Linked DNA regions of Homo sapiens: region 2 is linked to region 1. A link is a loop called in an ENCODE intact Hi-C map of the cell type or tissue named here. Cell type or tissue: Caco-2. All regions are shown on one strand.

The links. Hi-C counts contacts between places; a loop is a spot of excess contacts. Peaks named below come from ENCODE experiments on the same cell type or tissue, not always from the same donor. Only the 100,000 strongest peaks of a DNase experiment are listed, where the experiment ranks them.
Region 2: it touches region 1 in a loop (1.8-fold over the local background); 4 of 110 quality-filtered maps call a loop at or near these places.

What each region holds. Positions count from the first base shown.
Region 1 is chr12:39,541,844-39,549,843 of GRCh38, forward strand. It overlaps LOC124902918 (a long non-coding RNA gene), which reads left to right and starts at 4,423. Exons shown (of 2, transcript XR_007063277.1): 1 at 4,423-6,764; 2 at 7,152-8,000. It also overlaps a transcript of ABCD2 not described here. In Caco-2, no CTCF peak of the experiment used is centred here; no DNase peak of the experiment used is centred here.
Region 2 is chr12:39,361,544-39,369,543 of GRCh38, forward strand. KIF21A (kinesin family member 21A) reads right to left here. Exons shown (of 38, transcript NM_001173464.2): 4 at 6,340-6,489; 5 at 5,487-5,621; 6 at 4,807-4,974; 7 at 1,555-1,670. Among named protein-coding and RNA genes, the nearest start is that of KIF21A, 78 kb to the right of the region's middle. In Caco-2, no CTCF peak of the experiment used is centred here; no DNase peak of the experiment used is centred here.

The DNA of each region.
Region 1 (8,000 bases):
ATTAATGAACTTCATGCACATAACATTAAGTAAAAGAATACAGACAGAAAGATGTAAACAATATGATCCTATCTGTATAAAGTTTAAAGCAGGCAAAACTAATGTGGTGTTAGAAGACAGGATAGTGATGGCACTAGGAGTGGGAAGGGCTGGTAATTAAAAGGAAAGCAGCATAGGGTGGGCCTCTGCAGTGCTGGCAAATGCTCTATTTCTTAACCTGGGTGGTGGTTAAACAGGATTTGTGATCATGCATTGAGCTGGATGTTTATGTTTCATGAAGTTTTCATATATGTGTAATATAAAATTTTAAAATATTAAAGAAATTTTAAAGAATAAATTGCCAAGCATGGTGGATCATGCCTGTAATCCCAGCACTTTGGGAGGCCAAGGCGGGCGGATCATGAGGTCTGGAGATCTAGGCAATCCTGGCTAACATGGGGAAACCCTATCTCTACTAAAAATACAAAAAATTAGCCAGTTGTGGTGGCACGAACCTGTAGTCCCAGCTATTCAGGAGGCTGAGGCAAGAGAATCGCTTGAACCCGAGAGGTGGAGGTTGCAGTGAGCTGAGATACGCCACTGCACTCCAGCCTGGGCAACAGAGCGAGACTCCATCTCAAAAAAAAAAAAAAAGGAATAAATTGGTAGAGTTAATGAATGGATGTAGAGAGATTAGTTAGAAAGCAATGGCAGTAGTCCAGGTCAGAGAAAACAGTTATTCTTGAACCTTGCTAATAATGGTGAAGATGGAGAGAAGAGGACTTATTCAAGGGCTGTTATTTAGGGGTCACAATGAATAGGATTTGATGGTGAATTGGCTGTGGAGTATGAAGAGCAAGAAGATGTCATGGATGAGTTCTAGGGGTGACTGAATTAGGTAGGCAAATAGGCAATGCTATGTTTATGAAAAGGGACAAAGTATAGAATGAATGAGGATAAGGGTCAGTTTTTACGTTTGGTGGCAGAAATGTAAAGGGTCAGCCAATGATCAGCTGTGAGAAAAGAAGGGAGGGGAGGACTGGGCTTGTTCAGAGAGCAGGAAAAGTTTGAGACCAGTTGTACAGAGTGGAACAGTGAGAGAACTAAAGAAATACAGGAGGATTGCTGAATGGTGCTGACAAATCTTTTGAAGTTGATCATCATGAATTTATAGTGAATATTTTACCTCGAAGAGTGACTTGCTCCAGCAGCACTCAGCTGCTCTTTTCCACATATGAAGAGAACCAGTGATTAGGATCACACATGATTGGAATTTTGCCAGATGGGTATGATCAGTATAGTTTTTGACTTATCATATTAAGTCAAAATATCAATAAAGATTGTGATAAAATCCAATTTTTCATCCCATTATAAGGACAGAGAATTTTCAATATTCACCTGCCCAGAGTTTCCTGAGAACATGGAAATTCATCTGAGAAGATGAGAGAGAGATGAGGGAAGCCAGCGTGACATTTGGACCCTTGGTCATAGGTCATAGGTCTCCAGAATTACTCCTCTCCTCTCTAAGTATAATTTCTGTTGCCGCTGCAGTCATATATTACCATCTCTCTTTCATTTCCTTATCTTTCTATTTATTATTCTTTTTTTCCAAGTCCCTTGCTCTCTTATGTCCTTTTCCTTTGTGGGGATTGTATGAAAGATATAAGCATGATGTGGACACATTAAAATTGTGTAGGAACACCAGCAAATTTGGGACTGGAGAAACGGAATTGAGAAGAACTTAGTGTTTCAGCTTTTGTTTCAGCTTTTTGGACACATTATTTTACATACAATCCAGGCTTTAGTAACCAGTAGGATCTGTTGCAAAGAGAGAAAGTCCATACAATTTCAGCAACATGCCATCTGACGTTTGGAACCTTAGCCCAATTGCAAAGAAAGCAATTTTATTATTGGCATGTGCCTATTTCCTTTTCCCTTTTTTCTGTTAATACTTTATTTATGGATTCATTCAGTCATTCTGTTACTTATTCCACAAACATATATTAAGTAACTACTATGCATCAGACACTGAGCACTAGTTCAGTATCCTCTATCAGCTCACACTTGGGGTCTTTTAACTCAAAAGGACTACCTCTCCCACAAAATTATACGTCCTTCTCTAATGATATAACCACCCAAGGAGCTCACCTTGCCCACTGCCTAGACAGAGCCAATTCATCAAGACAGGGAAATTGCAATAGAGAAAGAGTAATTCATGCAGAGCCAGCTGTGTGGGAGACTGGAGTTTTATTATTACTCACATCAGTCTCCCAGAGCATTCAGGGAGCAGAGTTTTTAAGGATAACTTGGTGGGTGGGGGGAAGCCAGTGAGCCAGAAGTGCTGATTGGTCAGGGATAAAATCATAGAGTCGAAGCTATCTTCTTGTGCTGAGTCAGTTCCTGGGTGGGGGCCACGAGATCAGATGAGCCAGTTTATTGATCTGGGTGATGCCAGCTGATCCATCAAGTGCAGGGTCTGCAAAATATCTCAAGCACTGATCTCAGGAGCAGTTTAGGGAGGGTAGGAATCTTGTAGCCTCCAGCTACATGACTCGTAAACCATAATTTCTAATCTTGTGGCTAATGTTCATCCTACAAAGACAATCTAGTCCCCAGGCAAGAAGGAGGTCTGCTTTGGGAAAGGGCTGTTACTGTCTTTGTGTAAAGTGTAAACTATAAACTAAGTTTATCCCAAAGTTATTTCAGCCTACACCCAGGAATGAACAAGGACAGCTTGGAGGTTAGAAGCAAGATGGAGTCAGCTAAGTTAGATCTCTTTCACTGTCTCCGTCATAATTTTGCAAAGGTGGTTTCAATCCCTCCCTTTAGGTTTTATAACACCTTAATCTTAAGGTGTAGATTATGAAGATAGGAAAAGGCTGTGGATCGCTCTGGCTTCTTCCTGCTGACAGGAGACATAGTGGGAATGGGAGTGAACCCCAGGGTGAGAAGAGTGGAACTGCTTTGCAACTGTCTGAGTGTACTCATGCAGGCCTGGTTGAGCTTCCAAGGCTTGCATGGCAGAAACATTAGTACTCTTATCTACAGTTTTACTACAGTGTTTAAGTGAACAGCCTACTGTAAGGTAAATAACGAGTCCTAGGATGAGTAGTACAATTTCCAATTTTAAAAGCAAAGATTTGAAAGCATTAGTTTGGGGACTTCTAATCCACAAAGAATTTAGAATTTAGCTTAAACTGCAGAAAAACACCTCAAAAACAGCTAACAACAGTGTACTATAGTTTTTCTTTTGAAGCATAATTTTTGTCTCTCTAGTCCCCATTTTTATTAAAAACAAATCATGGTAGAACTAATTTGTTTACAAAATAAACTTTAGTCTTCCTGTACTTGGCCTGATTATTTGCATGAAGTGCAGCAAGAGTAATTATTTTTCACTTAGACTAACAAAGCCTAAAAATAAAGCCTTCAAAAATTTGGCTTAGATAGGACTCTGTTCCATGAGGAATCTCAGGTAAGATTTTTTTTTGAGATGAAGTCTCGCTCTTATCACCCATGCTGGAGTGCAATGGCATAATCTTGGCTCACTGTAAATTCCGCCTCCCGGGTTCAAGCGATTCTCCCGCCTCACAACATGCAATGAAGTAAGTGCCATTATTATCTCCATTTTAAAAATGAGAAACCTGAGGCATGAAGAGGTTATATAACATTCTCAGCAGGGAGATAACAGAGGCAGGACCCCACCAAGCAGTCTTTCTCCAAAGCTAGTGTACCTAATCATCACTCAAGCCGATACCTAAGGCTGGTGGTGAGAAGAGGTGCTGTATTTCTAACAGGCTCTATTATTGGTGAAAATTTGCTTTCTGCTGTGAATTGACCTTTTCATTGTTGTGATCAGGTCTTGTGGCCATTAGGGTAAGGTTGTTCTGTTGGCATTGAGTTTTTTTTATACAAACACAAAAAGAAAGTAAAAAGACTCTAATTTGAGGAAAGACCTCTTTATGGTCATTGGCTTGATAATAGTAAGAGTATAGGATCTATGAATTCCTGGACCTGTCCACCTGACTTGAGGGATGTTGAGAGCTACCCAAAGAAGCAGAAAGAGGAAGGATATACAGTTTGGGGACTCAAAGAGAGAGGAAAACATGGAGCTAGATAGTCCATTTATATAGTTATTGTAATATCTACTTTCTATTGAATCAAGGAATTAGAAGAAATGTTTGTAAAACTTTTATTATCACCATCCTGTTGGGAAGATTTAAACCAGTGAGTTAATTCTTAATTTATTCTGGAGAGGAGGAAAGAAAGTAGATGAAATAAATATTATGAAATTCCCAAGATGCCTAATTTTTCTGTTCAGCAGAAAAGAAAAAACTGCACATTATAATTTTACCTAATAATGTGGGTTTAATACACAAGAATATGAAGGAGTGAGTGCACTTTTTAATATTCTTCTCCTACAGTAATTTTATTCATTCTCAGAAATTAACCTTTATTTTTTCATTCACATTTTTTATTTTTTGCTCCATTTGTATTCATTTGTTCACTCATGCATTTAGGCACCTATTGAATAAATACTTTTCAAGTGTTCCCTATCTGCCATGTATTGTTCTAGGTGCCATGAATACTAACTAAATAAGACAAGCAAGATTCCTACCCCACAGAGCTTATAGTCTAAGAAGGGTGGAGGTTATATGAAGTTAGATTCAATTGTCATATAAATAAATAAGATAAATGGAGATAATAATAAGTTACATGAACAATAAAACTGGGTAATGTGTTGAAGAAGGACTGGTTGGGGGAGTATTTTAGATTGAATAGTCTGAGATTATGTGACAAATAAATAGTGATTGGTTGAATGAATGAATGAGTGGTTAGGGAAGATACATGATAAAAGGTAGCATATGATAAATGTAATGGTAAGATTTGAAATAAAGTCCTCTATAGTCATAATAAAGGAAAATATACAACTGAAAAAAAATTTTAAATGTCCTTGAAGCTAGATAGGGTTTTGATAGATGAAGATGGTAGGGTAAGGGCATTGTTGGCTGAGAAAATAAAATGAGTAAGAGGAAAAGCAAAAGGGAACACCCACTGTGTCCAGTCAAGGGAATGAAGAACAGAGGAATGGAGGAAGGATAAGGGGAAACAGCTATTTGGAAGCAGAGAAAACAAATTGAGGCCAGATCATGGTGGGCCTTAAATACCATGAAACAAGTTTTAATTAAAAAATTTTTTTTTCAGGCTAAGGCTTGAAAAGACATTTGTCTAAAGATGATATACAAATGACCAACAACATATGAAAGGATGCTCAATATCACTAATCATGAGAGAAATGCAAATCAAAACTACAGTGAGATATCACATCATACTCATTAGATTGACTCCTATACAGAAAGTAGAAAATAACAAGTGCTGGTAAGGATGTGGAGAAATTGGAGCCCTTGTGCACTGTTAGTAGGACTGTAAAATAGTGCAGCAGCTAGGAAAAACAGGATGGAGATTCTACACACACACAAATAAAAACTCAGCAATTCACTTCTAGGTATATATCCAAAAGAACTGAAAACATGGTCTCAAAGAGATAATCGTACAACCATATTCACACAGCACTATTCACAATAGCCAAGAGGCTGAAGCAACCCAAGTAAATGATTAGGCAAAATATGGTATATACATGTACAGGACTGTTATTCAGCTTTAAAAAGGAAGGAAGTTCTATCACATGCTACAACATGGGGGAATCTTGTGGACATTATGCTAAATGAAATAAGCCAGTCACAAAAAAGCAAATACTGTATAATTCCACTTATATAATGTATCCAAAGTTGTCAAATTCATAGAAACAAAGTAGACTGGTGGTTAGTTGGAACTAGGGGTTGGAGAAAAAGGAGAGTTTAATGGACATAGAGTTTCAGATCTGCCAGATAAAGTTCTGAACATCTGCTTCATAACAATATGAATATAGTTAACATTACTGAACTGTACACATAAAAATGTTAAAGATGGTAAATTTTATGTTATGTGTTTTTTACCAAAATAAAAAAGAATTCAGTAACTTAAGTCCTCAAAATATTTATGCTGCTTTGTAATAAACTTCTAAGGGGTTGTGTGTGTATATGTGTATGTGCATGTGCATGTGTGTATGTGTGTCAGGTTGTAAAATATATGTATAGAAGGTCCCTGCCTTATGAGAGTTTGACCTACGATTTTTCAACTTTGCCATTGTGTGGAAGTGATATGCATCCAGTAGAAACTGTACTTCCAGTTTCCAATTTTGAACTTTGATCTTTTCCTGGGCTAGAGATATGCAGTATGATACTCTCTTGCACTGCTAGGCAGCATCAGTGAGCCTCAGTTCCCAGTCAGCCACTGATCAGAAGGGTAAACAACTAATACTCTACAGTGCACTATGATGCTAGATGATTTTGCCCACCTGTAGGCTAATGTAATGCAACCGAGCACATTTAAGGTAGGCGAGACTAAACTATGATGTTTGGCAGGTTAGGTATATTAAATGTACTTTTGATTCATGATATTTTCAACTTACTATGTGTTTATCAAAATGTAACCCCCTCTTAGGTCAAGGAGCATCTGTAGCTGCTTGGATCTACATTAACCTCATTTATCTATACCCTACCTATGTGAGTCTTGGAAACTTGTCTCATATAAACAATGAGCTAGCCTAAAAAAGGGGACTTTGACAATTGCTTCATCGGTCTTTGTCACTCTGGAAATATCAGCATCTGCATGTTGAAAAAGGTCTCATTATATTAGCTTTCCATAAGCTGTCACCTGATTATAAGACCTCTTTTGCACCTTCCCAGGTGAGTCATCAGAAAATTCTTTAGTTTTATACATTTGTAGGTCCAATGCATTTTAATTAAATTTAATATATTTAATATATACAAATTAAATATACTTCATATATAAGGTTACCCCTTATTTATATGGATTAAACTGACTAAAATTAAATGATATAGCCAAGTTAATATTATTTCATGTTTATCAGTATTTCATTGCTTCATTGCTACATAATCTGTTTTTAGGTATAATATTAAATCACATAAAAACTCATAAGTGAATACTTAATCTTTTTGTTTCTATATTGGGTCACAAGTACTGAGACAAATTATGTAACTTTAAATATTATTAACTTTGGAATCCTTGTTTATAACACAACTATAATTGTTTATTTTTCTTTTGCTTTTTAGAACTTTCCTGCTATGTTTATCTGAGTTTTGTGGTAACATACGAGACTTACCTTTGAATGTATAAAACTGGCTAGTTTTACATGATCTGAACTTGAGAAGCGGTTTCTTAGGTTTCAAGACAACATGCTAAATACATAGGACCATCTACTGGCAAAGGATGATATAGTCCTAAGGACTGGTTTTGTTGGAACTTGTAATAGCCCAAGTTAAAGATCATGAAGATTGTGAAGCCCAAAAGTGTATTATTGAGGGAATCCTGCTGCCAGAATATGCTTATCACTTAAATTGCAACAGAGTGGTCTTAGATAGAAAATACAAGAGCTGAGAAGATACTACAAAACAAGTAAGTCATTTATATGGAGTCACAACATCTAACTGGCATACATTTGTTTAATATTGATATAGTAAAATATTTCATGAGGGCTCTGACAAGGACTGTCTTGTTAATCTCTGAATCCCTAGCATAGCAACTGGTACATGGAAGTGTCAACAAGTATTTACTGAATCAGTGAATGAATAATGACAACCAGGGCCTCAAAACTTTTGAAAATTTGCCTTATATTCTCCCTCTCCCATAGGACCACACCCATAATTTAAAATAAAAAAAATACAAAGTGTAACATAAGTTCCCTTTTTAGATGAAAAGTGCATCTATCTGTTTGGTTAACCAGAAACCTTGAGTCAGTAAAAATTATACTTAATATTTACGTTAAAAATAGTAATAATGAAAAATGACCTAAACTAATTAAAAGAAGGTTATGTGGACTTGCATAGGCTTTATAATCAAATATTGCTCATGTCAAATTTCAGCTCTATAGTTTGGGTATTGTATGAGGTTGGATTAATTAC
Region 2 (8,000 bases), 180 kb before region 1:
CGGAGTCTCGCTCTGTCTCCCAGGATGGAGTGCAGTGGCACGATCTCCGCCTCCTGGGTTCACGCCATTCTCCTGCCTCAGCCTCCCGAGTAGCTGGGACTACAGGCGCCCGCCACCACGCCTGGCTAATTTTTTTGTATTTTTAGTGGAGACAGGGTTTCACCGTGTTAGCCAGGATGGTCTTGATCTCCTGACCTCATGATCTGCCCGCCTTGGCCTCCCAAAGTGCTGGGATCACAGGCATGAGCCACTGCGCCCGGCCAAAACAGAACTTTATTTCTAAACCAAACGGATTATAAACTTAAAAGGATTTAATATTATCCAAAATTATTTGGATAATAGTTGTTGATACAGTTTGGATCTGTGCCCTCACACAAATCTCATGTAAAATTGTAATCCCCAGTGTTGGAGGTGGGGCCTTGGTGGGAGGTGATTAGATGTTGGGGGCAAATTTCCCTCTTGGAACTGTTCTCATGATAGAGTTCTCAGGGGATCTGGTTGCTTAAAAGTGTTTGGCACCTTCCTCTCCTTCCTCCTGCTCCAGCCCTGTAAAGTTCTCACTCCCTCTTTGCCTTTTGTCATGACTGTAAGTTTCCTGTGGCCTCCCTAGAAGCCAAGCAGCTGCCAGAATCATGCTTCCTGTAGAGCCTACAGAACTGTAAGACAATTAAACCTCTTTTCTGTATAAATTACCCAGTCTCAGGTATTTATGGCAGTGCAAGAACGAACTAACACAGTTGTTCAAAAAGAAACCTTGCTAGTTTAAATACTAGATTTGTTGTATAGCATCTAATAATCTTTTCAGTAAATATGATGTTACATTATTGCAAACACTGTAAAATAGATTCACTGTGGTTGTTGGTAACTTGTTGAATTGTGCTATGATTGAATTTAAATCCCAAAAATGTTTCCATTTGTAAAGCCAACATATTTACAGAGGGGAATACATTACCATAAAAAAAAAAGCTGAAAAAACATATCAGAATGATGCAAGGTATGAGAAAGCAAGAATGTCAGTGATATTGGCAAAGTTAATAACCAGCCAACACTCTGTATTTCATTCAGTGGACATTAAGATTTTTCCACGTATAAAAAAAAATTTGAATTTTTAGAAGACTTTGTAAAAAAAAAAGTACCAATAATATTTAAATTACTTTGTAATTACTTAGGAAAGAGTACTTTTTCAACAAAATTTTATTAGCTTTCTATTCTGTGCTAAGTACTTAAAACAGAAGCTACGATAAGAGAGAAAGTCCACATACTATTGACTTCATATACAAGCTAAGTGGCCTTGAATAAATTACTTAACCTCTCTAGATTCATTTCCCTTATCTAGAAAATAGAATAATAATACCTACACCTCAAGGGATGCTAGGATTATGTGAAATAACATACAAAATTATTCACACATTTGAGATCCTTAACAGTATAAGGATTAGTTCCTCATCCTATTAGTTTGCTTTGCAATAAAAGTAGTTCTTATAAATCATCTTACAAGCTTATTTAATAATGAATAATCAAAAGTCTGAGTAGAGGATAATCATCTATGCATACCTATTACCCCCGAGGGAATCCTGTAGTAGTCTTGTTAGCTTGGAATCTCTATAGGGGACATGTGTGGCCCTCTTGCTCTTGTCTCCCAAGGCACTTATTACATTGCCAAGTGCCAACTAAAAGAAAGAGAAAGAAAGACAGCAAAATGATACAAATTTACTAATTATAACAATTTTAAATAAAGAAAGTTTACAGAGAATAATATAGAGACATAATATAATTAAGAATATTTGTGTTTGGTTTTGTTTTACATTTGTAACCAATGTCACTGAAAATTTAGTACATATATATTAGTACTATATATAATACCGTATGTATATATTAGTACTATAGTACTAATAGTACTAATTCTTTGAAACAGAAATAAGATTGACAACTTTAGTTACCCCTAGAATTATCAGAGCATCAGGTTATGTCCCCAGAAAATTGTCCATTCATGTTACGCATTCTTCTCCTCAACTCAATGTAAAAATAAAATGTTTAGTTAGTTTAACAGTTTGATGCAAATTTTCGTTTTGCAATACAGTTCCCACGGGAAAAGAAAACCTTCTTTAATCACAACAAAAAAAATCAGTATTATTTCTCTGAACAAGGTATTCCTATGCAAGTATATCTATCCTTAGACATACAATAAGATGGGCTGGGTGCAGTGGCTCATTCCTATAATCCCAGCACTTTGGGAGGCCAAGGTGGGGGGATCACCTGAGGTGAGGAGTTTGAGACCAACCCGACCAACATGGGGAAACCCCATCTCTACTGAAAATACAAAAATCAGCTAAGCGTGGTGGTGTGTGCCTGTAGTCCCAGCTACTTGGGAGGTTGAGGCAGAAGAATAGCTTGAACCTGGGAGGTGGAGGTTGCAGTGAGCTGGGATTGCACCACTGCATTCCAGCCTGGGCAACAGAGTGAGACCCCGCCTCAAAATAAATAAATAAATACAATAATATATGTGTTAGCATCCAATTATTTAAAAACTAGTCAAATTACAGAACTCTGTAGTCACTCCTGCCACCCTGCTGTTTTTCCTACTGTCACTGAATTATCACCTACAAGATAAACATTATCCAAAATGTTGTTCACACTGGCCATCAGTAATGCAAACATCTATAACCATGACTTTGTTAGGAAAAATAGATCATGCAGGGAGTGGCAACAGGATCACACTTTTTCATCATTCCCCCTTTCCAGAGCAGCTACTGTCATAAGCAATGGTAATACTGAAACTCTACTAGATATGTCTCAACATGCTTCAAGAGCCTAAAGAGGAAAACAAAGCAATGGCTTTTGTCTTTTCCTGACAACATAAATGTAAATACCACCATGATTATATCTCCTAAGAAACTCAAAACAATGCAAGAAGTCCAGAATCCAGGCATGCCATTTTATACAACATTCACCCACATGTCGGACCATCAAGATGAGTATTGGAGTTGGAAGGTCTGGCTCTCTCTAATCAGGCTTGGTTGGTAATTTCCCCATAGACGGATCATAATCATATAGGAGTAAATATTGGGGGGTGATTAATGGGAGGAAAGCAGACACCACACACTCTATAACTGCCTTTGCAAAATTCATATCAGTGAGACAAGTATGACAGTGAGGGAAATCTGACCTAATCCACTCCATCTTGCCTTTAATCTCTAAATTGCCCTTGTTCATTCCTATGCTGAGCTAACTAAAGGAGGAATTTATAGTTTAAAGAATTTTGAAAAGATGATAACAACCTTTTCCTGAAACAAACCTCTTCTTCCCTGGGGACCAGCATGCCTTTGTAAAACTAACAAATTAGCCACAAGATTATTAGAAATTATGATTTAAGAGTCATGCAGCTAGAGACCACGAGATTCCCAGCCTCCCCAATTGCTCCTATGGATAAGATGACTATTGTAAAACCTAAGATTGATGTTTGGATATTTTTTTAGACCCTGCATTCTGATGCACCAGCTGACACCATGCAGACTGGTAATCTGGCTCAAGCAGTTCTGTAATCCCACCCTGGAACAGAAGACAGCAAGAAGAATCCACTTAGACCCCATATGATTTAACCTCCACTCCCCACTCCCTTAGCCCCCTCATTCACCAAATTATACTTTAAAAACTGCAGTCTCTGAATTTTTGGAGAGACTAATTTGAGTAATAAAACTCCAGTCTTCCATTTAGCTGGCTCTGTGTGCATTAAACTTTTTCTCTATTGCAATTCCCCTGTCTTGATAAATCAGCTCTATCTGGGCAGCAGGCAAAAAGAATCCCTTGGGTGGTTACAACTCTGATGCTATTGGTGTCGCAGAAATTTAGGGATGTCATTACATTTGTGCAGGTACAAATATCCAGTTTTGTAATGAAGATAATAAGAACAAATTTAAAACACAAAACTTTGCTCTAAAATATTTCCTTCCATGTAATGAAGCTTTATGCTAACTAAATCACAAGGAGTTTTCCAATCAAAATGCCACTAGGTGGCATGGTATTAAAGTTAATTCTTAATATAATCTAGAAAAATTATCATTTTGAAACAATCATTACTAAAAAAAATTACAATTTCCAAAGTCAATAAAGTGACTGTCATAAAATGTTATCAAAAGGCTACTTTGAAGGTCTTCACCCATGAAATAACTTAATATTAAATTTTGGGCCAAGCGCAGTGGCTCGCGCCTGTAATCCCAGCACTTTGGGAGGTTGAGGTGAGTGAATCGCATGAGCCCAGAAGTTTGAGACTAGCCTGGGCAATGTGGCAAAACCCCATCTCTACAAAAAATACAAAAATTATCTGGGTGTGGTGGCACTCGCCTGTGGTCCCAGCTTCTATGAAGTGGGAAGATCAATTGAGCCCGTGAGGTCAAGGCTGCAGTGAGCCATGATCGCACCACTGTACTCCAGGAGAGTGGGTGACAGAGTGAGACCCTGTTTTAAAAAAATAAAAGATAAAAATAAATAAATAAGTTGATTTTGACAGTATATTGTTAAATGTGGAAAGAATTTTTCAAATAATTTGTATATCTATAATTTTCTGCACATATAAATTTTAGTACGACTAAATTTATACACATGAAGAAAATCTGTAATATATAAAAACAGAAAAAAGCCTACAACATGAGGAGATTGGAGATTCAGTGCATTACTAATAACTGTTCTATAATTTTCATTTCTTGGTTCAGTATCTGAAGGATTTCCATATGGATATTATAAATTACAAAAGACAAAAGGACAATAGAAAAGCTCTGATATATTCTCAGCACAAAGCCTTAATCTTACAAGTCCACAGTTGATAGAAATGCCTTCTTTTGCCCTCTCGCCTGTAGCTCCAGTACGCTTCAGTCTTTCAGATCCTGCGAGATCAACAAAATGGAACTTTGCAGTCAGGGTTTCAAATTCATTCATCTGTGCTGATTCAGAAATAATTTTATTATCAGTTGCATTGTCCTGAAATTAAGAAAAATAATTGAAAATACTTTATTAATGTAACATTAAATATCCTCCTAACCTACCTTGCGCTTATCCCATGTACACATATAGGCACAACCAAAGAAACAGGCATAAAGCCAAATAAATTCAAAAATGTCTGCTGGCAATTAGAAATTTAAAGTCAGAAAAAGCCTGGATGGTCAGAACTCAACTATTATCAACTGAGGCTTTGCTTATGCTAATGAAGGGAAACCTACAGCATATAATCCTCAAAAGCAAAAGGTCTCAGGTGATGACATCCAACAACATATGGCCACAGCATGCTTTTTGGTTTTTCAGACATTTATACAATTTTTTATTTCAAAATCTTACATGGCTGACCAGCTTCAACTTAACTAGGATCAGAAAAGGAAATTAGAAAAAGGAATGACTAAATGAACTGAATTTGGCTCAAATATATTCTCAGAGAATTCATGTGGTTTTAGGGAGATAAAAATTGAAAGTTTAAGAAATTAGAATTAATAACTCACAGCATCTATTTGGGGACACACTCTGGTTTGACACACATGAATGGTAAAAATGGCATGTGAACGAGAGCTCTGAACATTCATCTGGGTACTGGCAGTTGTCCGGGATAAAGCACCCAACTTCAAACACTGCATCATCTGAAAAAGGGGAAGAAACAAGGACTTTACTTGAACAATAAACAAGATACTATACAATCCAAAGTCTGAGGTAATGGCTAAAACCCACCATGTTAAGGGATATAAAAGATGTGGAATTTCACATTATTAGTTCAGTTACAGGCACTTTTTGAGATGGACTTCTCAGTATAATAGTGTATTATTTTTTAAATAGAAGAAAACACTGAGATTCCATTGTTGGCCATTTGCTGACATTTGCAGCTTCCATTCCAAAACTGTTATAGTAGAACACTTTGGTACAAACTGAGCAATAACTTGAATTATTCAGACGCTTCTCTATATTCCGTTAAAATTATTTTTTGTAATTTTTCTCAACAATCTCCCTCTAGGAGCCATGATACAGTTCTACATAGGTTAAAGCAAAAAGTACAAAAGGATTGTGGTCTCATTCTTCACCATCAATTGTCTAACCCTCTTTCTCTAGCTGTGAATGAAAACTGTTCATAAATTGCCTTAGATTCTTTTGATGCTATGACAAATATGCTGACTTTATAATAATCCTGATATTTTTATACTAATATTCTGATTTTTTAAATGTGAGGAAAGAACACAAGATCTTAATTCCATGTCATGCTTCAGGATATAAATTTCATATCTTGATCTTAAGCAGATTATCAGCAAAGCTCACTATTTAAATAAAGCCAACTATGCTCTGTTTTAACTATAATATAAATATTACCTCTGATTCTGTATTCACAGTACGTGTTGTAACGCCCACAGTATAAATTCCTCCAGTTGAATCTTCATGAATTCTTATATTTGATTTTTTACTTTTTGCATCAATATCACGAGTGGTATCAAATAAGTCAAGGACCTCTTCATTATAGAGCTATCAAAAAAATATTAGAAATCTAATTTTAGCAGAAATTGTCTGGGTAGTTGTCATAACAACACATTACATAATGATTCCTTCATACAGATTTTTAAAGTATTTCAAAATGACATATTTTTTCAAAATAACACATTAAAATGAATGAGGCTATTATTATAACAATTATAAGTAAATGCCAGATTTATTTACAAAAGTAAAAACAGTAAGTGACTTAATCATGACTAATGGGTTGAGGACTAGCTAAAATGATCTACTAATCCTTTGCAAGAGATAGTCAAATATTTACAAATACAAGCAAACCCTAGAAACATGTGCCAAATGTGGACAAATCTTAAGCTTCAGAATATTTAAAGAATTTTTACTACTTGAGCTAAAAACATATTTCCTGTTGCCCTGAAACCTTTCTTAACGTGTTGAAAAATTAACACTTAGCATGTTTGCAAGGTCAGTAACAATATTAGTGTTCCTGTATCAATAGTGGCTGAAAAAACCCAGATACCTCCTTAGAAGAGAATATACACACCTATTTTTCTATCAATATGTTTTAAAGTTACAATGCCTGACAACATTTTGGAGGGTGAAAGGGAAGATGGAATAACACTGTTTCTTTTCTTTTTCCACCATCATTTACTTTCCTTAGGAATACATAGTTATATTCTCTTTGGTTTTTACTAAATAAGGATATCCATTAAAACCAGCAGTAAAAAAAAAAAACTGATACTAATTTTTCTATGTTGTGCTACATAAGGCTGAGGAAAATTTTCATCAATGATGAAAATGATTAGCTCATGGATCAGGTAATTTAGACTAAATTCTCTTTGCACCAAGAACCTAGAATTATGCCACTGTCCACCAAAGTGCAATATTGCTCAAATCCTAGATGTCCTCTTAGTGTTATTTTCCTTCTACTATGCTAGACAGCCTAAATTAATCCAAATCCACCACAACCTTTAGACATTATATCAAAACATCTGTCTACCTATGCAAGGATAACAATTTCTTCAGCCAGATAAGTGCTACAACCTCAGACCTATTATTTCTCACATACTTCCCCTACTTTTGGCCTTAGTCATTAAGTTCCCACCACTCTGTAAGCCTGTCTAAATTACAACAGTAATAACCTTTATCTATTGATAAAAATAAGTTCCTGGCTGGGCTCATACCTGTAACCCCAGCACTTTGGGAGGCAGAGGCAAGTGAATAGCTTGAGGCCAGGAGTTCGAGACCAGCCTAGGCAACATGGCGAAACCCCATCTCTACTAAAATTACAAAAAATTAGCCAGGTGTGGTGGTGCATGCCTGTAGTCCCAGGTACTCAGGAGGCTGAGGCACAAGAATCACTTGAACCCAGGAGGCAGGGGCTGCAGTGAGCCGAAATGGTGCCATTACACTCCAACCTGGGTGACAGAATGAGACTCTTATCTCCAAAAAAATGGGGGGGGTTCTTAAATAAACAATATTAATTGTTCTTTTATTCTATGGACATTGGTCAAGTGTTTATAATCTTA